Regions from separate parts of the Homo sapiens genome. Here all the other regions are linked to region 3. Evidence: read pairs that join two places in POLR2A ChIA-PET (ENCODE). Cell type or tissue: CD4-positive, alpha-beta T cell. All regions are shown on one strand. Each heading gives the region's core, and the rest is flanking DNA. Links, peaks and the distances in the headings are about the cores only. Region 1 holds the start of SMG6-AS1 (SMG6 antisense RNA 1). Region 2 overlaps SMG6 (SMG6 nonsense mediated mRNA decay factor). Region 3 overlaps SMG6 (SMG6 nonsense mediated mRNA decay factor).

Region 1 (7,393 bases), core at 2,253-6,252, 180 kb before region 3:
GACGGGTGCCACTGACACATACTTTCCACCCTTGAATGCCAGCAGAGGCTCTTCTTGTCCACAAAGGGCTTCCAGAAAATACTTCAGCACTGTGACCCTTTTGCAGTCAGCTGCAATAACCTACAGGGTGAGAGGGAGAGAAGAAAAACAGCATTTTCTGAAAGGGAAGATGGAGACGAGATGTTGCTTGCCGGCTGAGGGGCACAGGGGAACTGTGTCAAAGCTACCAGGCAAGGGGGTCAGAATGAATGACGGGGTGCGGAGGGCACAAGGGCATGTCAGGTGGTAAGTGAGGGCCCAGGGCAGGCTGAGGATCAAGATCTTCTGAGGTTATCTCTCCTTAGGTTATCTCTGGGGCAGCAGACAACCCCAGGGACCAGTGACAGGTGCCTTACATTTATTTGAGTAAGGTCCTGATACAAAACAGAATATATGACATATCTTCTAAGTTTGGTCTAGAACCAGCAGAGGGAAGAGTGGAGTGCTTTCACAGCATAGAGCTTTCTGGGGCCCCTCGCTGCCACTCTCCACTCCTCTCCCAGCACCCCTGCTCCAGACTCCCAAAAGGAGAATTTTCAGCCCAAGTGCAAATTGAATGCTAAGGGCTTTCTTGGCTGTTTCATTTCAACCAGATCATTTTGGGCTTCCCCTGACAGGTTCCTGCCCTATCTAAGAGCTCCTCATGCTCAAGAGACTAGAGTCAGGCAGGAAATTGTCAGGAGAGAGACAGGCAGAGCAGGTGGGGATGTTTCACCAAAGCTATACTCTTTCTGACGTTTACGCCAACCTGCTCCCATGTGGCCACATCAGCACACAAGTCAGTGCTGTCAGAGAAGCTTGGGCTGATTTAGCTGAGATGAAACTCAGTATCTTGAGCAACAGTCAAATGTGTAAGTGTCTCAGATTAAGTGTCCACCGTCCCCCAGTCTGGGCCCCCCTTCTGGAGGCACCACACCTGCATGCCCTCTCCTCCACACCCGTTTGCTTGGCTCACACTCTCCTCCATGCTTGCCCCTGTGTGCCCTTCTCTTCATCTCTAGCCTCCAGCATCCTCTTCTCCCTACTGGCTGAGTGCTCACCAAGGGAGAGGGGCCCTGCTGGATCTGGAGCTTGAAAGCTGAAGGCCATTCCACATGGGAAACACACGTCCGTGGCCAGACGTGCCACAGGGGACGGCCCCTTCATCCTCACTGACTAGCCCCTGCCTCTCTTTTAATGCATCCTCGTTTCTTAGTGTGAAAGGAACTTCACAGTAATAAGCCTTCTATCTGCAGCACATAGGGAAGTACTAACCTGGAGACTACTGATGATCATTTTACAGGTGCAGGTGTTCTCTCTCTCATGTGGACAGCAACCCCTCTGGTGGCAAAGCCTAAATCTCATCGTTTTCGTACGTCACTGGCAAGAATTGTAAGGACAAGCTGTGCACACAGTAGGCTCACAGTAAAGACGGACAGCCCAGGGAAGCTCGGCTGGGTACCACAGAGAGCAGATGAAGCAGGCATGACCCATGTTCTCTAAGACAGTGGAAATAAATGAGCACCGCTGTGCAGGCTGGCTGCCCAGGAAAGTGCGGCACACACCGGTCAACTGTGTGCTCTGTGGCTGCATCCTCTGCCACCTTCACCAAAAAGCCAACCCCGCTTTCCTACACGGTCTAGGAGTGTTCTCTGCTTTCTCTCACCATTGGCCCTGTTACCATTATAGGCTGGAATCTCAAGCTAAGTACTTTGACCACCTTCACCTGAGAGGTTGATGTAGAAGGTTCTCGGCTACCCAGAAGGGCTTAGAAAAAGTTCAGCCCCTTGAGCTTGGGGTGCCTGGTCCTGGGCTTGCCTCCGTGAAGGAGAAGGGAAGCTTGTCTTGGCCCAGGGCAGGTAAGCCTGGTTCCATTGCGTGTATTCAAACATGTGATGAGGAAGGCTAGAAATACAGAAGCAGGGGCTAAAAGGCATTAAAGAACAGAGCCGAAATGAGTAATAGCCTGGCAGGCAGCACGCACAGTGGCCTCCCTGCATCTCCAGCCTCTCACTTGCATAGGAAACTTCTGCATTTCCACAAGACTGCCAGTTTCCTCTCTGTGGTCTAATTTTAACCACCTTGTCGTTACAGTGTGTGTCAGCCACCTGACCCCACTATGACCTCTGACCTTACGCCCCAGCTACTGCTTGCACTATGGAGAATTATGTAATGGGTCCAGGATTTTCCTTCTTGGTGTGAGGCTGCTGCCACTGAATGGAGAGGAGAGGGGAGCTAAGGAGTGAGAAGAGGACAGAGGAAAAGCTTGCAATTGTCCTTGGCCTCACCTGGACGATGAGAGGTACACTGGCACCCCTGCTAAGTGTGCAGAGGAAACCTGCCCAGGACAGGAGTGTGCCACGGACACATGCACAGACAGGCGGGCAGGAGTGTTGCTGCTGCTAGAGCACGGGCTACATGGTATGCTGCGTGGCTAAGAAAGCATGGTTTCTGGCCGACAGGGAGAAAAGCCACATGTGTGGATGTGGGACTCCTGGAGATGGGGATTTCCAGGGCACAGCAGGACCCAGGGATGTGGACATCCTGAGGCCACCTGCAGCACTTCCTTACAGGGTCTGTGGGAATTGCCTATTCCATGGACACAAGCAACGAGGAGTAGCCCTCTCCCAGTTTTCATTTCCGCCCCATTTAGAAGGAAATTGGTTTCCTTGGGGATTGTGTCTGTCATAGCTATTAGTTCCTTCTCTAGGACAAGGACAACTGCTGGCTGATATGCAAAAGGCTGTGATCTACTGGGGTCTCTGACCTGGTGTTAACAGGCCTGGAAAGGATTCTACCTGTTTGGAGAGAGAAAGGTTGTCTGTCTTTTGGAAGAGTACCCTGTCCTTTGCAATCCAAGCAGCAGGGAGGATGGTCAAAGCTGTGTAAAGTGTACTGTGGGAGTGAGAAGTGCACAGTCTGAGCTCTTTAGTAGATGGAGAAACTGAGAGGCAGAATGTCCAGGGCTTGCCCAGAGGCACAGAGAAACCTTCTGTCTGTAGCTCACTGGCCTGTCTGCAAAAGCATTCTGTCTTAACTTGGGGGGAATAAGCCCACTGGGGAGAGGACCACCGCTCTCTTGATGCTGGAGTTCTGTAGGAGACTTACGGGAATATTCTCCTAGACAAAGCCTCCAGCACTTGAGTCAGGGAAAAAGCAACACAAGACAGTTTAAATACAGTTAATAAGAGACTTCATAATGAAAGAAGCCTTTCAAACCACTGACAAAAAGCCAATTCCAAGATGATCTTTGCTTGGTCTAGGAGGACTTCCTGGTAGGAGAGGGGTTAAAGCTGGACTCCCTGCTTGGAGAGGAAGGACTCCAGATGAAGTCTGTGACATCATCCCCACAGTTAACTCTGCTCGTGAGCACATTTTTCCACTCTATATCAATGAAAACCAGAGAATGTAAGTGGCATGTATATCGCAGCTCTGGGGGCAAACTCTGGATCCTCCAGAGGAGAAAGAGCTGGGCGGGAGAGGCTCCCTTCCTGGGCTACATTAGCACGTGGGGCTGGACTGGGGATAGAGGCGACTAAAAGGGCCGCCAGCCAGGGAACACCCTGGGGAGCCTACGGACCTCTCCTCTGCGGTGTACCTTCTCAGTCACAGTCCTGACCCTTCTGGAGGGAGATGCACTGTGTAGGCGATTGTCAAGAATTCCCAAGTTAATTGACAAAATATCACATACAAATCATTTCAATCAGCTTGGGAAAGAAAACTGGGGCTTTAGGTCAGGGAAGAGCTGAAAGAAAGCCCCTTTCCCTTCCCCTGAAGATTGTCGGAGGCAGCTTACCACTGCAGCAGGAACTGAAACCTTTAGCTTTAGGGCTCCAGTTATCACTCTAATCAAGTCCACACGCAAAGAACCAAGCAGAAAGGAAAACTGAAAGTGAGATGTGGAGAGGCGATACCGGAGGCTGTTCTCTCCTAGGCTCAGTTCCTTAGAGAGAGATAATGTAAGCATCGGGTAAGTAGGGGCTGGAGCCAAGGGGAGCGAGGAACAAAGGAGAAAACCTCTAGGTCAAGAGAGTAGACTGGGTTACTGTTCTGGGGTATTTAAGGTGGAGAGGTGGAGAAGTAAAGAAAAATGGTGTTTCTTGACTGGGCACGGTAGCTCACGAATGTCATGTCAGCACTTTGGGAGGCCAAGGTGGGCAGATCACCTGAGGTCAGGAGTTCAAGACCAGCCTGGACAACATGGTGAAACCCCATCTCTACTAAAAATACAAAAATCAGCCGGGTGTGGTAGTACATGTGGTAGTCCCAGCTACTAGGGAGGCTGAGGCAGGAGAATCGCTTGAATCTGGGAGGTGGAGGTTGCAGTGAGCCGAGATTGCACCACCGCACTCCAGCCCAGGCAACAAGGCGAGACTCTGTCTCAAAAAAAAAAAAAAAAAAAAGGAAAGAAGAAAAAATGGTGTTCTCTGAAAACTGGTGACTCTTCACAGCCACTCGGTAGGGAACAAGCACAGTGTGGGTAGAGATGCCCGGCGGGGGAGGGGGGTTGGGGAGAGAAAACGAGCTATATGCTGCTTTATGAAGGTAGGGAGGGTAAGAGAGAACGGGAACTAAGCACCAGGTATCACATACTCATGTGCTCTGAGTTGCAAGACTTAACACCTCAGGGCAGCCCCGGGGAAGGGAGAAAACCTCCAAATCTAGCCAGGGAATATGAGGAAGGGCTGGAGAGCCAGGACCCTGGATGCAAGCTCTAGGGAGTGAGGGACTCGCTCTATCGTTACCTGGTCCCCGTTTTCTCCAAACAGGCTTCTTGGAAGGCACAACCATGGTTACTAGTCATTTTGCAAAATTTCTTTTTCTGAATTTTTGGTTTGGAGAAATCGGAGTTTAAACTTGTACTATCAGCCAGTTCTTTTTTCTAGTCTTAACAGTCCAGCTTGCTACTGCTCCTCTGGTTAAAGAGAACAATCACACGGGTTTCCCCCCACAAACTCAAGTTTACAGGTTGTTTTTCTTGTTTCTCTAAATGGAGCCAATTATTCTCACATTTGTTGAAACCTTCAATCAAACTTTATAGCTTGTTAATTTTACAGAATGTCCTTAGAGCAAATAAGATGCAGACAGGAACATGAAGTCTTTCTGAGATTATTAAGAAACCTTAAAATAGCCTACAAATCCAACACCAAGGCTGGTAAAATACAGGCTGCTTGGCTGGCTTCTGAGGTCAATTAGCAATGGGTTAATTATCATCTTTAATGAGCCAAACCTCCAGGATTGGCCACAAGAAATTTAACTCAGACTAATGTGTTTTCACAAACTGGGAACCTCTAGTTATGCACTACTCACCCTCAGAGGAAACTGAAGGGTGGGAAGCTCAATTCTGTAGCAGCCAAGGGTGGGCCAGCCTACGAAGGGGTCTGCCAATGGAAGTTCAGACACAAGAAATAAAAAATACCACACAGGGAATCCTCTGGAGCTGGGAGGACAGAGGAAATGGTTTATTCACATTCCTAGGGGGAGGGGCCTCCTGGCAGGAAGCAGACTCCAGAAGGCAGGAGCGAAACTGGCCACAAGGATGCACAGTCAGTCTGAAGACACAGGCAGTAGCTTAGGATGGGGAGACAGACATTCACAGCCTACTTGAGTCAGAAGAAGTTGGTATGAAATTGAGAAAGAGGCTCATGGGTCAGAGAGGAGGGAAAGAAAGAACCTGTGCAGGGGCTGAATGATAAGGGGGACAGAGTGAGAAAAAGCACACATCCTTGGACCAGATGCATCTCCTGACAACCTCGGAGCATACTGTCCAAGGGATCAATTCAAACAGTATTTCACTCTTTCCCTACCCCTGCTATAGCTGGGCCTCTTTCTATGTAAAGCGTTAAGTACAGGCTACTTTCTCAGTCTTTTTGCTTTTTTTTTTTTTTTGAGAGAGAGTCTCGCTCTGTTGCCCAGGCTGGAGTGCAGTGGTGCGATCTCGGCTCACTGCAAGCTCTGCCTCCCGCGTTCACGCCATTCTCCTACCTCAGCCTCCCGAGTAGCTGGGACTACAGGCACCCGCCACCACGCCCAGCTAATTTTGTGTGTGTGTGTGTTTTTTTTTAGTAGAGACGAGGTTTCACCGTGTTAGCCAGGACGGTCTTGATCTCCTGACCTCGTGATCCGCCCGCCTTGGCCAACCAAAGTGCTGGGATTACAGGCGTGAGCCACTGCGCCTGGCCCCTTTTTCTTTTTTTTTTTTTGAGACAGAGTCTTGCTCAGTCACCCAAGCTGGAGTTGCACTGGCATGATCTCAGCTCACTGCAACCTCCGCCTCCCGGGTTGAAGCGATTCTCCTGCCTCAGCCTCCTGAGTAGCTGGGATTACAGGTGCGCACTACCATGCCTGGCTAATTTATGTATTTTCAGTAGAGACGGGGTTTCGCCATGTTGGCCAGGCTGGTCTCGAACGCCTGACCTCAAGTGATCCACCGCGCCCGGCCTTTCTCAGTCATTTCTAATCCCGGTGTCCAGATCCAACCCTCCGTAGTCCTATGGTTGGCCTGTGCTAGCTGAAGGGTCATTGGGTCACAAGATGAAATGCTAACATCATTGGTCCACCCACAGCAACCACACCATTCCATGTGTCTGGTCCCAACAGCTGTGTTTTCTTCTTAGAGGAGGCAATGAGGGCCATTATCAATCAGCCAGCATTGCACAGATGCCTGCTGTCCCCACCTGTAACCACCAGGTGTGTGCTGAAGTCTCTTAGAGAAGGGGAGGTGGGAACTGGCAAATGGTCAGATGGCAAGACCTGGTGCTGGTGGGGAGACTATCCCAAGACAGGGTTACTGAAGATCCCAAAAGGTACACGTATATTTGGCTACTAGGAAGGAGACGATGTTCACACTGAAGGGAGAACCAGGGGAACAGGGGAGTTGTGAAGCACACACAGGAAGTAATGAGGTAAATAAAGTATAAAAAACAGGGCCATTCTGGCAAGAGGCAAGACAAGGCAATACAGGAGGTTGGACAAGAGCCTGGGCTTCATAGTTACACAGACGTGAGTTCAAGTACTAACTGCCACTTCCTGGCTGTTTATCCTTAGACAAGTTACTTAACCTCTCTGAGCCTTTGTTTGCTCAAGTTGTTTGTGAGGTTTAAAAGATAATACAGGCCGGGTGCAGTGGCTCATGCCTGTAATCGCAGCACTTGGGGAGGCTGAGGCAGTGGATCACCTGCGGTCAGGAGTCCGAGATCAGCCCGGCCAACATGGTGAAACCCCATCTCTACTAAAAATACAAAAATTAGCTGGGTTAGTAGCGGGCTCCTGTAATTCCAGCTACTCAAGAGGCTGAGGCAGGAGAATCTATTGAACCCAGGAAGTGGAGGTTACAGTGAGCTCAGATCGTTCTATTGCAATCCAGCCTGGGTGA
Region 2 (7,393 bases), core at 1,622-5,621, 51 kb before region 3:
TCCAGAAGTCAGTACCAATTTCAAATCTGATCAGCATCTCTGAAAGTCACAGTTACCATATAGCTGAATATTTTTTCATAAATTTAATGCCAGCGTGTCTGTTTGGAAACTTTGAAAATACATGTTGTATGGTTTACTGCACTGGAAAAGGTGCCAACAGAGTTTCAAAGGAAGGGAAGTGTATAACTGTTTCCTTTCAAATGCATTTTCCAATGGGATCCATTCAGCGAAAAGGCTGGAACTAACTAAAACATTATTAAAACTGTTATGGAAAGAGACAGGGAGATGGAAAAAGATAGACCCAAAAAAGTGAAATACATAAGCAAGAGTGAGACAGACATACGAGGAAAAAGAAAGGGGATCTGGGCAGAGAGACAGGTTGGACAGGGAAATGGGGTGAGATGGAGTTTTGTCTGGCAGTTGCTGTTCGTGGTTTTATATTGCTGCAGATCAATCGATCAGGACTGCAGTGCTGCTGGCCCAGTGGCACAAGACAAACCACAGAGTTGGCTTTACGTTCGGCACTTGCGAACTGCTGACCTTCAGTTTTCAAACCAAAAATATTCTTTGGTAAACAGTAATACCAGGTTCAGTCCAACCAGTCAAGAGAAAACAAGGACTACTAACCTGAAGTAGCACCCTATTCAGTTACATCAGGCACCAACCCTTCATAGGCATCAACCGGGGATGTCTGCAAACCTGAAACCACACCCTACCAAACTAACTCCAGGTTCTGACTCAACCAACTAGGCAGTGATAACCAGGAATGCTCAAATAAGTGACATGTTTCAAAATTGGCTTAACCGGGACCTACTCAAGCGGGAAGGCCAGTCCACACTCACAGAGCCAGAAACACAGCAATGCTTTCTGAGGTCACATGTGCATGACTCCAGTGGAATCTGCATGCAATGCTCAGGGCAGGGTTTGGCGCTGCCTCACGAAGCCATTACATTTCTAGACAAAGAATTAACAGTTTGTAGTGAGTGGGTTATCTGTTATTTCTTGCTGAATTCATCTAAGCTAGCATGATGCTAAAATTTATCGCCTAAACTGGGATACTTCCGAGAGTGAAGGGGTGTGCTATGAGTAATTCATAAATAGGATCCATCCCTGGGCAAACCAGGACTTACAGTCACCCTGGCCTAAACCATAGGATCTTTTTTCTTCTCTGGGTCAGTATTATAAAACTCTACCTCAGAAGAATCTTTTCAAGAGGCAGAACTGCTCTGCTGAGTGCCAAAGCACTTTCTTTTTGAGCTCCTCCAATGGAGAGGTAAACAAATCAATTAAGTTAACTACAAAAACTAACAAGAAAGATTGAGCTGACAATCAGGATTCTGGAGAAGCTCAAAATTCCAAGCAGCAGCTTCAGAGAAGGGAAATGTGCCACAGATGGAGCTGTGGAGGCTGATCCACCCGGCCTCTCAGCGCTAGGCCCTGATGCCGCAGCCAGCTTCAAACAACAGAATGCAGGGCGGGCAGACGTTGGTGCGAGTTTGCTGAGTTCCAGGCCATCATTCTTGAGGGTGTAATAACCATGGGCTGTAGCACACATGTTGAGGGATGAGGGAAAAAAATAAACAGAGAGACAAAAGAATGAGGATGCACTGCCAATTTCAATTGTGCAGCTTTTATTTTTAAATGCTTATCAAGCTGAGAGAGAGCAGAGTTCTTGGAAAACAAGGTTTCCTTTTTTCCAATGCCAGGGTAAAACACCCTCAAGGATGGGCACTGCACAGACTGTAACAACAAGGAACGTGGCTTTGCATCCTCCCAGCAACAAAGTCTACCACGGATCCCACCCCACTCTGATTTCGGCTCAGCCGAGAACTTGAAATAACGGGCCCACTGCCTCTGGTAAAAACTGCTCTTTTAAAATTTTTTATTAATCTCCAAACTGGCTGTGTTAGAATTACAGCCCATTACCTACCAACTCTCTTCACTAATAAAATAAATTTGTAAAAGCCCTAATTACTACTTTTACTGAACTACACTGTTTGGGGATCAAGTACAGGAAGCTGAGAGTTCAACCATTTGTCAGCCAGGGGATGATGGGGAGAGGACCGGGGGACCTAGAGTCACTAGCAGGAACATAAGGCCCAGAGATAAGTCTCAGAACCCATGCCCAAAAAGAAACAAAAGGTCACTAACCCTGTTTTTGTTCTCAACAGCTCCACGAGGATCCATGCCATCATGGCACTTTGGGAGGCCTGTCACGAGTTACACAGGCCTAGGCTGCCCACACCCCAGCTCAGCAGAAAAAGAGAACTGCAATCCAAGTCAGACAGATCCTGCCTGGACTCTCCGCAGAGAGCCTGGAGAGTCTGACCAGCAAAGAAACAGCAATCTTCCTACCTACCCCACTCTCAATCCCCCCCACCCCAATCCAGGCTCCCGAAGAAGAAAAACAAACAACAACAGAGCAGGCAATTGCACAAGAGCTGCAGAGTGAAGGCGAGGTGGACGGCAACGGCTTCTCGGCTGTGCCCCGTATCTCTTCCCAGAACACTGATGACAAAGCTGGAGACGTTACTCACATGCTGAGCCAGTCAGCCCCTCACCCAGGGCTGGTGCTGAGAAGTCTGACTAGAAACCGGCAGTCAACGCTGACACACTCATTTATAATAAAAGGTGTATATTAAACAAACTAGTCAAATCCTTAAACAAAAAGTAAGGGCAAAATGTGACTGTCATTCTTAATTGTCCATGCAAAATCCTCCCGGTTAAATTCCATGTGTCTCCTGGACTTTGATAAATGTTATTTCTCCTCTCAAGAACATGAACAGAGATACCGCTGTCGAAGTAGCTCTCTTGGAAAGAAACCTGATAAGAAAACCTGCTATGGCAGGTGAGTGAAACCTGTGACGGACACCATTTTGGGGGATGACCAGACTGGAACATAATATTTCACTGAGGCAGAGGGGTCTGTGGTTACTTTCTGCATGCCACATGTCTAGCCCTAAAGAACTGAGGAATGCTCTCGACAGGAAAAACACAGCAGCCAATGCTGCGATACCAAAGCCACAACTCCACGGGGCCCTGGAGCCTCTCAAACTAAGCTGCCAGCTAGGGAGCTAACACTAGCTTTGGATAAAACACAGCTCTGGTACAGTAATTAATTTTTTTCTTAACTAGGATTACATTAATTTTCAAGGACTAATGGAGTCCAGCTGTAATGTGAAGAGTGGCTGCTGATGCACAAAGGCACTTGTGCGTACATTATAAACACACACACACGCGCGCGCACACACACACACAGACCTATAAAAAGGATCTACTATAACAGGATATTTTTAGTTTCTACAATGCTGCACTAAAAATACAGTCCCGGCTGATACATCATGGCAGAACTATTCTCTCTCTGTCCCTTCAGGAACAGTTTAAAACATTTATTTTTGTTTCCTTTTGCGATGGTCAGAGTAGAGAGAGAAAATAGCAACTCATTGATAAGAGGAAACGAGACAGACATGAAAAATTGAAAACTACCTAAAAACTCATGGAGAGGTTTATTTTATTAGTTCTTAATAAATATCTTGCAGATTTCCTCAGGAAATACACCAGATCACATGTAAAATAGTTTGATACTGATGTCAACTGCATCAACATATGAAGTCTATTAGGGTGAAGCCGCAGCAGGGTGATCAGCGTGCTGAAAAACTCCACAGTACTTGTGTGTGTGGGGGGGGATCTCACGGCCTTCCAAATTCTTCGAGAGGTAAAAAAGTCAGCCAAGACGCAGAGAGAGAAAGAGAGAGAAAAAAAGATCCCACATCCTGCTTTCAGCTGCCAGCAATGTGAAGTGCCCAGAGATTAATTCTACGTCTGGCCTGGAAATGCGACTTTAAAGCATGAGGGAGGGGAGTGAGGGTGGGTGGGGGGCGGCGAGGAGGAAAGAGGAAAGAGAAGGGCAGGCTAACCGAGGCTGGCAGCAGGCCACCAACCCCTTCCCAAGCCATGTTTCAATGCAGACAGAAGTAAACCCCTATAGACAGCAGCGCCTCAGCCTGCCAGGGCCTTACACCAGCTGCAGTGCATCTCGCGCTCTCCCTCAGCCCTGAGTGCAGATGTTCCCCGCAGCATCACTTCCGCTACACTTTCTTTTAAAGAAACAGCGCACACATAGAGGTATTTCTGCCTCTTCCCAGTAGGCAGAAATTTTTGGCCTTCAGGGATCTCGGGCAAGGTGGAAACTCAGATGGCAGGTACCACGATGGTAAAGCAGCTACCCCAATCTCCCTTGGAAGGGACCAACCAAGGTATCCAAGGAATGGGGTCAAGAGCATTAGTGAGGTAATAGGAATTTTTTTTACAGATTTGGCTTTCTACTGTCTTCAGAGGGAGAGAGAGAGGTCCCCACAGTTTGGGGCTAAGAAAAGGGGGGGAAAAAGTAGGCTGAAGATTTAAACCGTGATTTCTCAAAGCAGTCTACTGTAACATTACCATCTCAAAGGGATTCTGATGACTTCATCATCATGGAAGTCTTACAGAATTTTTTAAAAATATAATTCTAAGGTATTAACATTTTGCAAGGCACAAATACTTACCTATAAGACATAATTTTTTTAAATCAACAATCTGTTAATTTCTTATTTGCCTAAACTCTTTATACATTTTCAGACCTTAGAAAATCAATCAATCAATCACTGATTAGGCACCTAACTTTTTCAAAATTTCTGGCCCTTTTTTGTGAGAATAAGCATCTAATTTTGGAGTTAGCCTTGAACATTGTTAGGAATTTGCTAAAATATTATATAGTCTCTTGTCCCCATGGAGACATACTCTAGTTGAGGGATTTATGCATTTTATGAAGCTAAAATAATTCCATTTTCAAGATGAGCTAAATATTCCCTAATTGATCTATGAGGTTGTTAGTTCTTCTGGAATGCAGGAAGAGTTAGAAGAATCAGTAATGTCAAAATGTCAAAAAAAAACAAGACAACTGGTATACCCTCAAAACCTAAGTTGCTTCTTTTGAAATTCAAGTTCAAAATAAGAAACAGAATCTTCCTTTATGGGAAGGGGAGAAACACTGGCAATCAGTGGCGAACACATTATGGCAGGAAAGTTTAATTCAACAAACATTTATTAAATGTATTCCATCCACAAGGTACTGGACGTAGAAACAGGTTTGGAAATGGTTAAGTAATTTGCATAACACAGCAAGTAAACAATCAGAATTAGAACCTAGTTTTATCTAATTTCAAATATTTCTTTTTATCATTATAATTTTTAAAAATACATTTACACAATACATTATTACTAAAGTATTGTGATAATTTCAGAAAACTACAAAAATACAGAGAAAAAAGAAAATTTAAAACATGTTTAATTCTACCATCTTAGAGAATCATGGGTAAGTTTTGATGGATATCCATCAGTCTATTAAAATTAATATATGTATAATATATATTATTTTACCAAAATGTGATCAATTGCAAAGTTCATAACCATGAAGCCACACGGTCTTCAGGAAAAGCAGAGATCACATTTTTGGCAGCTGACCACTCCCAACCACCAGAAAACAGAAGAGTCATGGTCCAACTCTAAACTGGGCAGGATTTTTCTATTCCATCTTTACACTTCTCTCTGAACTCTTTAAAGCAAAGAAATTTAAAAATATCTCATTACCCTCTACCATCCTCCTGCACATCACCTAGAGCCCAAGACAGCCAAGTGCACTGGCTCCCCTCAGCCACCTTCCACAGTACTTCCAGAGCCAAAGAATAAACAATGAAAAGGACCGCCGGGCACGGTGGCTCACGCCTGCAATCCTGGCACTTTGGGAGGCCGAGGCGGGCAGATAACAAGGTCAGGAGATCGAGACGATCCTGGCCAACATGGTGAAACCCCGTCTCTACTAAAAATAAAAAAAATCAGCCGGGTGTGGTGGCGCACACCTGTAGTCCCAGCTACTCGGGAGGGCGAGACAGGAGAATCGCTTGAACCCGGGATGCAGAGGTTGCAGTGAGCTGAGATTGTGCCACCACACTCCAGCTTGGGCGACACAGCGAGACTCGGTCTCAAAAAACAAAAACAAAAACAAAAAAAAAAACAATGAAAAGGACCATCAGAGATGGGTAACACCTGTATTTAAATGTTTAAATGTCTGGCTGAGTATGGCACCCTGAGCCCCCACAGACAGCCTACTCTCTTGCTGTTCAGCTCAATAGAAGGTTTAATCCAAGAGCTTTTACTCCAAAAGAATGATGTGCTTCTCCCATAACATTCTGTTATGGTGCAGACAATTCATTCGTTAGTAAAAAAATAAGATAACCAAATAGGCCAGGCGCGGTGGCTCACACCTGTAATCCCAGCACTTTGGGAGGCTGAGGTGGGCAGATCACGAGGCCAGGAGATCGAGACCATCCTGGCTAACACGGTGAAATCCCGTCTCTACTAAAAATACAAAAAATTAGCCGGACACGGTGGCGGGCGCCTGTAGCCCAGCTACTCGAAGGCTGAGACAGGAGAATGGCGTGGACCCAGGGGCAGAGCTTGCAGTGAGCCTAGATCGCACCACTGCACTCCAGCCTGAGCGACAGACCGAGACTCCGTCTCAAAAAAAAAGATAACCAAATAAGGAAACCACATTCTTTCCTCCCTGTAATGGCAAACCAACAAGACTACTCACCTACATACCCATGCCAACCTTCCAAGCTTGAGCTACTCATCACCTGAGGTGCTGGCATGTCATCACCTGAGGTGAGGTGAAAGATTTAACCCTGACAATGTAGTCCATGATGACTCCAAACTTACTCACTCAGAGTGATGTATAAAAATAAGCTAGTTACCCACAGAATGCACAACACCGAGAGTGAACCCTAATGTAAACTACGAACTTTGGGTGATGATGTGTCAATACAGGTTCACTGACTGTAACAAATGTCCCACTCTGGTGTGGGATATTGATAGCGGAGAAGTTTTTATGTTGTGGGAGACAAGAGGTACATGGGAATTTTATGTATATTCTGTTCAATCTTGATGTGAACACAAAACTGCTTTAAAATGTAAAGTCTATTTTTTAAAAGGACAGGTTTTATTCTGCCATTTATTCAACAAATACATGAAGGCCTACATTGTGCCAAAGACTGTAAAAAATTTAAAATGCTTAATGCAGCCAGGCACGGTGGCTCATGCCTGTAATCCCCGCACTTTGGGAGGCGGAGGTGGGTGGATCCCCTGAGGTCAGGAGTTTGAGACCAGCCTGGCCAACAAGACAAAGCCCCATCTCTGCTAAAAATCCAAAAATTAGCCACGCGTGGTGGCGGGCACCTGTAGTCCCAGCTACATCGGAGGCTGAGGCAGGAGAATAGCTTGAACCTGGGAGGTGGAGGTTGCAGTGAGCCGAGATCGCGCCAACACACTCCAGCCTGGGCGGCAGAGCGAGACTCTG
Region 3 (7,393 bases), core at 1,144-5,143:
CATTTTATAGGAACCAAAACATCAGAAAGACAGAGGGTACAGATAGTATTTTAAATTCTTTCTGGTCTAGAGAGTCTATCCACTCATACTAGGGAGAAAAAAAAGAGCACAGTTCACTTCAATACTAAATATTTATGAGTAAAGTGAAAGGCTTCCAAGAGGGGAAGAACCTGGAGTTTCCCCCTGGAGTCAAACAAACAGCCCGCAGACTGGGGAAGGATCACGAGCCAAGAAAACAACGATTTCATATTCTCTATCTTAGCTCAAATACATCAGATCTAAGATGTTGAAAAGAGGGTAGAGAGATGAAATTCTGGCACCTTTAAGAGCAAAGAGGGATTTTACAGAATGATCAAACTATGGATACAGCTCCCCAAGAGAACAGTCAGAAACAAAAACCAATATAGGAAGTTGGTGAGAAACGCAACACGGGAAAAACATAAAGGGTAGTGCAGTCTTACCCCACATAACAGGCAGTGTGTTACTATATAAAGTGAGCTGCTCCCAGAGTAACATCACCTCACTACTCCTTCCTATAGCAGCTGCAGATTGAACAAGGATCCAATGTACAGGTCTCATTCTTATTTGGAAGGCTCTTCACAGACCACAAGCTGGATCCTAAGGGACGATTTATAGTACCCCCTCACGTACATTCCAGTTGGCTGGAACTCAGCAGCTGATTGCTCCCTTGTCTAACTTGGCAAGGAGCCAAAGGAGGACTTTTCTCAGTCAACTCTCCCAAGCTGGAAAATTCTCTAATGCCAGAGTTCTGGCTTAAGTCGGGATATCAGGTTATTCATGAGATGCCAAAACTACATCTTTACATTGGCTTTGAACAAGTCCCTCAAGTACACCATACAGATTCCCACAGACCTCAAAATCATCTGGATATTAAGGCCAAAGATGGCTACTCCATCTCTCACATAGAGAGGAATGTGCTTTTCACAACACCAGCAACATCAAAACAAACCTTTCATAAATCACAAATCAATCTCAATTCTTAAAATAGGTGTCAAGCAACAAACGCAACATTAAATTACTTCCTAGGCTGGACACAGTGACTCATAGCTATAATCTCAGCACTTTGGGAGGCTGAGGTGGGTGGATCGCTTGAGCCCAGGAGTTTGAGACCAGCCTGACCCACATGGTGAAACCCCGTCTCTACGGAAAATACAAAAATTAGCTGGGCATGGTGGTGTGTGCCTGTAGTCCCAGCTACTCAGGAGGCTGGGAGGGGAGGATTGCTTGAGCCCAGGAGGCGAAGGTTGCAGTGAGCTGAGATCGCGCCACTGCATTCCAGCCTGGGTGACAGAACGAAACCCCATCTCAAAAAAAAAAAAAAAATTTCCTTAAAATCTTGTATTCCACCCTACTGAAAACTCTCCCTATTCCACTAGCTACTCAAATTCTCTCACTATTGTTAATCCCTAGGCCATCAAGATCCAAATCCCAAGTCAGGTTCTCTGAGAGGAAATGAAGGAGTAAACCTTAACAAAATGTTTTTGACCTTGTCAAGCTTCAAAAGTAGTGGTTCTCAACCAGAATATGACCACCCATCCCAGGAACTGTTTGGAAGTATGTGTGGGCCGTTACTGGCATCTAATGAGCAGAGCCAGGAACGCTAAACATCCTGCAAGGTCAGACCTGCATAATGAAGAACTGTCGGCCGGGCACAGTGGCTCAAGCCTGTAATCCCAGCACTTTGGGAGGCTGACCACCTGAGGTCAGGAGTTCGAGACCAGACTGGCCAACATGGCGAAACACCATCTCTTCTAAAAATACAAAAATTAGCAGCGGGTGGTGACAGGAGCCTGTAGTCCCAGCTACTGGGGAGGCTGAGGCAGGAGAAACGCTTGAACCTGGGAGGCGGAGGTTGCAGTGAGCTGAGATTGCGCCACTGCACTCCAGCCTGGACAACAGAGCAAGACTGCCTCTCAAAAAAAAAAAACTGTCTGCTTAAAAGGCGATAACATTCTCATTAACAATCAATTTCCTAACAGAAGAACCTTATCATTAACTGCATTCACCTCTCCCAGCTTTTACAGCAGTGGTAAATTTTTTCTGTAAAAGGTCACAGAAAATAATTTAGGCTTCGTGAGCCACGTACATCTCTGTCTCGTGTTGCTCTTTTTAAACAACTCCTGACATAAGAATGTAAAAACCATTCTTAGCTCATAGGCCACTGGCAATATTTTGCCCATCCCTGTTCTAGGGTATTACCTGAATCATTAGTCTGTTTATATTAATTTAGAGATGCTGGTTAAAATAAAGTGTGATGGAGTATGCTATAAACAACACCAATAATGCATATGACAATCTTAAAGAATGAAATATGAACTTCAGAACTTAGCCTTACCACCTAAGAACTGGTGCATGTGTTGGGCTTCTAATCACCTCTCATTCTCGTCCCCTGTGCATTTCAGGTGCTTTAGGTTTTCTTCTGAATGTTCATTTTCAAACACTTTACCAGGAAGAGCACAGAAATGCCTTTCCCCCCTCTTCAGGATCTAGTACTTTCTGTTCACCATGCGTGCCACTCAAAGTCTTTTACAATTATTGCTGTTAACATCTTCTAAAATGTCTAAACCAAACCAAGGCCTGGAAATTCTGACGGGTATCTGGGTCCTGACTTTCCGGATGGTAACTAAAGGTCACGTGGGGTGGAAAGTGGCCTGTGGGTAACACAGAATATACACACGCACGCGAACAGGATATGCTGGTAATCCGGCTTCCTGAGACCTGGTGAGTTTTGAGAGTTCTCATCAACACTCTCGGGGAGGATGAAAAACCTTAAGCTGGGAAATGGCAGATTTTAAGCAAGTGCTCATTGTTAGATCTCTGTCTACAGCAGAATGGGAAGGTACACCATTTACTCCTCTATATTTTATTTGCCTAAAAACACAATACACAAAAAATAAACAAAGTGACTACTGAGAGAGGTTTCTTCAGTGTGGAAGCTGGCGTTTGCAGCATGGCTTATGTCACGTCTCAACCCCAGAAAGATGAAGAGTGTGGTTTTGGTGTTTAACCAGCCTCAGCAGCACCCTGGCACTCTGTTTCTTCCCCCAGAGAACTCTGCTCTGTTAGAGGAAAGAAACCAACCTCACATATTGAAACAAAACGGATAGGATAAAAATAAAGCCCTGAAGTGGTTTGGTGACCGAGGTCATTTGGGGCATTAAGGGTTTATAGGTAGGGCTGATGTACTTTGAGAAACTTGCACTCACTACCAACCACAAAGACATTAGCCTTACAGTCCAGCAGTGATCTGGACAAAGCAGCCCCAATCCTTGCCTACCAGGGGCTGCTCCTTGCAACCCACCTCACATTATCAACATCTGAAAAACCCGGTTCTGGTTCTGACCTTCTTTGAGGATCCCACTAAGCTGTTTCTCATGGCCTAAGAAAAAGAAAACCAATCTGCTTCTTCCCACAGAAAGAGGCTCTAATGAACTGCTGTCATCACGTGCTGCCAAACTGCAGTTCACACACTTTTCAAATAGCTTCCAGAGTGAAGAGTACAGCCTGAGGTACATATTGCAAACTACTTTACAAAAGCATAGGACTAATTAAAGACATGAAGTCAACTCACAAAAACCCTAAAAAATTTTCTGATGCCCACCTTACAGATACGGAATCTTTTTCTTTTGAGGCAGGGTCTCACTCTGTAACCCAGGCTGGAGTGAAGTGGAGCAGTCAAGACTCACTGCAGCCTCAACCTTCCAGACCAGAGTATTCTCCCACCTCAGGCTCCCGAGTAACTAGGACCACCCACCACACCTGGCTAATTTTTTTTTTTTAGTAGAGACAGGGTATCCCTACGTTGTCAAGGCTAGTCATGAATGAACTCCTGGATTCAAGCAATCCTCCTGCCTCAGCCTCCCAATGTGCCGGGATTATACCGGCGTTGAGTCACTGTTCCCAGCAAGATATGGAGTCTTTATATCCATGAGGCCAAAAAATTAAGCTGGCTTTCTCTGTCATGATGATATAATTATGAGACAATGAAATAACTGGGTTATCACAGATAAAGCACTTACCTACTAGTGCAGAGACTCAACTATTCTTTATCATTATAGATTAAATCAGTGCTTGTGCTATCCAGAGAGAACCAGGCCAAAAGCTTTCTTTTTTAATGTATTTACTTATTTATGTATTTTTAATTATTTTTATTATTATTTTTTTTTTTTTTGAGACAGAGTCTCGCTCTGTTGCCCAGGCTGGAGTGCCGTGGCGCGATCTCGGCTCACTGTAAGCTCCACCTCACAGGTTCAAACCATTCTCCTGCCTCAACCTCCCGAGTAGATGGGACTACAGGCGCCTGCCACCACACCCGGCTAATTTTTTGTATTTTTAGTAGAGACGGGGTTTCACCGTGTTAGCCAGGGTAGTCTCGATCTCCTGACCTCGGGATCCGCCTGCCTTGGCCTCCCAAAGTGCTGGGATTACAGGCGTGAGCCACTGCACCCAGCCTTATTTATGTATTTTTTAAGTGAAATATTTTTATTATTATTAGAGACGGCATCTCATTATGTTGCCTAGGCTGGTCTCCAACTCCTGGGTTCATGCAATTTCCCACCTCAGCCTCCCAAAATGCTGGGATTATAGGCATGTGCTACTGTGTCCAGTCTAAAAGCTTTTTCTAAGCTTCATAATGGGTACTGGCTCTCAAACTATAAACCTAAAGCCTCATGATACAACTCTAGGAATTAGAACTCATTCCAACAGAAAGCAAGTCACCTTGTCTAAGGAAACCTTATAAAACCATGCTCTGATCTATAATTGTTTTGCGGGGAGGGTGGAGGAATTAGATGTGTACCACTCATACACAGCAGCTTTCACAGCAGCAGCAGCTCAGGTGCACAAACTACGCAAGGGGCACTGAAAAGACAAATGATGAGTCTAAAGAAAATATTGGGTGGGGAGCAGTGACTCATGCCTGTAATCCCAACACTTTGGGAGGCCGAAGTGGGCAGATCACTAGAGGTCAGGAGTTTGAAACCAGCCTGGTCAACATGGTAAAACCCCATCGCTACTTAAAAAAATACAAAAATTAGGCCGGGAGCGGTGGCTCACGCTTATAATCCCAGCACTTCGGGAGGCCGAGGTGGGCGGATCACAAGGTAAGGAGATCGAGACCATCCTGGCTAATATGGTGAAACCCCATCTCTACTAAAAATACAAAAAAATTAGCCGGGCATGGTGGCGGGCACCTGTAGTCCCAGCTACTTGGGAGGCTGAGGCAGGAGAATGGCATGAACCCGGGAGACAGACCTGGCAGTGAGCTGAGATCACGCCAGTGCACTCCAGCCTGGGCGACAGAGTTAGACTTCGTCTCAAAAAAAAAACGATCAGGCACGGTGGCTCACGCCTGTAATCCCAGCACTTTGGGAGGCCGAGGCGGGCAGATCACGAGGTAAGGAGATCGAGACCATCCTGGCTAACATGGTGAAACCCCGTCTCTACTAAAAATACAAAAAATTAGCTGGGCATGTTGGCAGGCGCCTGTAGTCCCAGCTACTCATAGTCCCAGCTACCCGAGAGGCTGCGGCAGGAGAATGGTTTGAACCTGGGAGGCGGAGCTTGCAGTGAGCCGAGATCGCAGCACTGCACTCCAGCCTGGGCGACAGAGCCAGACTCCATCTCAAAAAAAAAAAAAAAAAAAAAATTAGCCGGGTGCAGTGGTAGGTGCCTGTAATCCCAGCTACTTGGCAGGCTGAGGCATGAGAATCACTTGAACCTGGGAGGCGAAGGTTGCAATGAGCCGAGATCGTGCCGCTGCACTCCAGCCCAGGGTGACAGCATGAGACTCTGTCCCAAAAAAAAAAGAAAGAAAAGAAAATGCCACCTACATAACACACTTTCAAAACAAAAAACTATACATTAAAAAAAAAAAAAATAGCCCTCAAGCAAATACAACAAGTTGAGCATGTGGTGAACGTTCTGTGCTACAGGCCACCTGGCCTGGGTTTTCCACAGGGAAGCCATGCTCCTTTGCTAACCAACTTTCACTTTGCTGGTCTACTGATTAAATGCAAAAAGAAAATATACTATCCAACTTTGTGTAGCCACGTATTCCAACTCAGAAAGAAAACTGTCCTTCTCAACTTTCAATAGCACCTCTAAGAAAATCACGAGAGATTTGGGAAGAGGCAGCATGCAAAATTCCAAGCAGAAACTATGAGCTCCAGCCCTAGGGAAACAAGGTTATCACTGTCATCATCTTACAGATAGAAAACTAAAGCTCAGCCAGGTTACAGAACATGCCCAAAGTCTCGCAGCTAATATCTGATAAAAGTAGGACTTCAGGCCAGGCATGGTGGCTCACGCCTGTAATCCTAGTGCTTTGGGAGGTCAAGGCAAGAGGATGGCTTGAGCCCAGGAGTTTGAGACTGCAGTGAGCTATGATGGCGCCCCTATGCTCCAGCCTGGGCGACAGAGTGAGACTCTGTCTCAAAACGAAAAAAACAAAAAAACTAGCACTTGAACTCAGGACTTTCCAAAGCTCTGCACTATCCTGGCTCTGACATACAAATACTAGACAAAATTATGAAGGCTATCAGCCAGGCTCTAGAGAGATACAATGGATTTGAGGGCAATTACTCAGAGAAGGATCTCCGAAGTCCAGTAGCAATAGGGAAAAAAAAAGGTGAATATACCAGTGTGTATAATATGCCACTAATAATGCAAGAGAAGAAAAATAATCACATATACACCTACATAATATATGACCTACTGAAAATAGTTCTTTAGAGTCCAGGTGTAGTGGTTTATGCTTGTAATCCTAGCACTTTGGGAGGCTGAGGTGGGAGGATCACTTGAGCTCAGTTTGAGACCAGTCTCAGCAACACAGCGAGACCCTTCCTCTATGAAAAATAAAAAACATTGGCCAGGCATGGTGGCACATGCCTGTAGTCCCAGCTACTCAGGAGGCTGAGGCAGGAAGACCACTTGAGCCTGGGAGATGGAGGCTTCAGTGAGCGATGATCATGCTGCTGCACTCCAGCCTGCACAACAGAGAGGAACCATGTCTCAAGGAAAAAAAAAATTCTTCAACTAAAATACTTTAAAAGGCAATCACTCCTCTGTGTGATCTCTTTCAACCTCTATTCCCACTAACTTAGAAACCAACTCCGGCATTACAGCCTAGGCACTTTTCCAACTACACCCCAGCCTTTGAAACAAGGTCATCAACTTTCCATGCCCAGGGGGCGTCAAATTAATGCCCCATTCCCCAAGGTGTCACTAGTTCAAGATGCTTCCTTACGAAATGGGCATTTTCAGACTCAATCTTTCGAAACAATAATTGGTCTATCAGATGCCTAACATTTCTTGAACTCTCTATGCTCTATTCATGTGGCTTGAGAAGTTTCTCTCTACACACAGGAGGAAA

What was found. Peaks named below come from ENCODE experiments on the same cell type or tissue, not always from the same donor. Only the 100,000 strongest peaks of a DNase experiment are listed, where the experiment ranks them.
Region 1: POLR2A ChIA-PET joins it to region 3 with 10 read pairs; 8 of 35 experiments call an interaction of 5 or more read pairs at or near these places.
Region 2: POLR2A ChIA-PET joins it to region 3 with 11 read pairs; 10 of 35 experiments call an interaction of 5 or more read pairs at or near these places.

The regions. Positions count from the first base shown.
Region 1 is chr17:2,085,782-2,093,174 of GRCh38, forward strand. It overlaps SMG6 (SMG6 nonsense mediated mRNA decay factor), which reads right to left. Exons shown (of 19, transcript NM_017575.5): 14 at 1-120. SMG6-AS1 (SMG6 antisense RNA 1) reads left to right here and starts at 3,957. Exons shown (of 2, transcript NR_199038.1): 1 at 3,957-3,988. RefSeq lists enhancers at 2,158-2,207, 3,569-3,748, 3,759-3,858, 3,879-3,978, 4,009-4,088. In CD4-positive, alpha-beta T cell, for the core only: no CTCF peak of the experiment used is centred there; DNase peaks (open chromatin) are centred at 3,890 and 4,490; H3K4me3 peaks cover 1,599 bases; H3K27ac peaks cover 1,845 bases.
Region 2 is chr17:2,211,988-2,219,380 of GRCh38, forward strand. The region is part of intron 10 of SMG6 (SMG6 nonsense mediated mRNA decay factor); the gene reads right to left. Among named protein-coding and RNA genes, the nearest start is that of SMG6, 88 kb to the right of the region's middle. RefSeq lists enhancers at 1,411-2,610, 2,965-3,813, 4,176-4,385, 6,858-7,393 and a silencer at 3,816-3,865. In CD4-positive, alpha-beta T cell, for the core only: no CTCF peak of the experiment used is centred there; DNase peaks (open chromatin) are centred at 3,744 and 4,044; H3K4me3 peaks cover 1,141 bases; H3K27ac peaks cover 3,815 bases.
Region 3 is chr17:2,263,574-2,270,966 of GRCh38, forward strand. The region is part of intron 8 of SMG6 (SMG6 nonsense mediated mRNA decay factor); the gene reads right to left. Among named protein-coding and RNA genes, the nearest start is that of SMG6, 37 kb to the right of the region's middle. RefSeq lists enhancers at 2,334-2,543, 3,434-3,723. In CD4-positive, alpha-beta T cell, for the core only: no CTCF peak of the experiment used is centred there; DNase peaks (open chromatin) are centred at 2,668, 3,018 and 3,418; H3K4me3 peaks cover 1,961 bases; H3K27ac peaks cover 3,950 bases.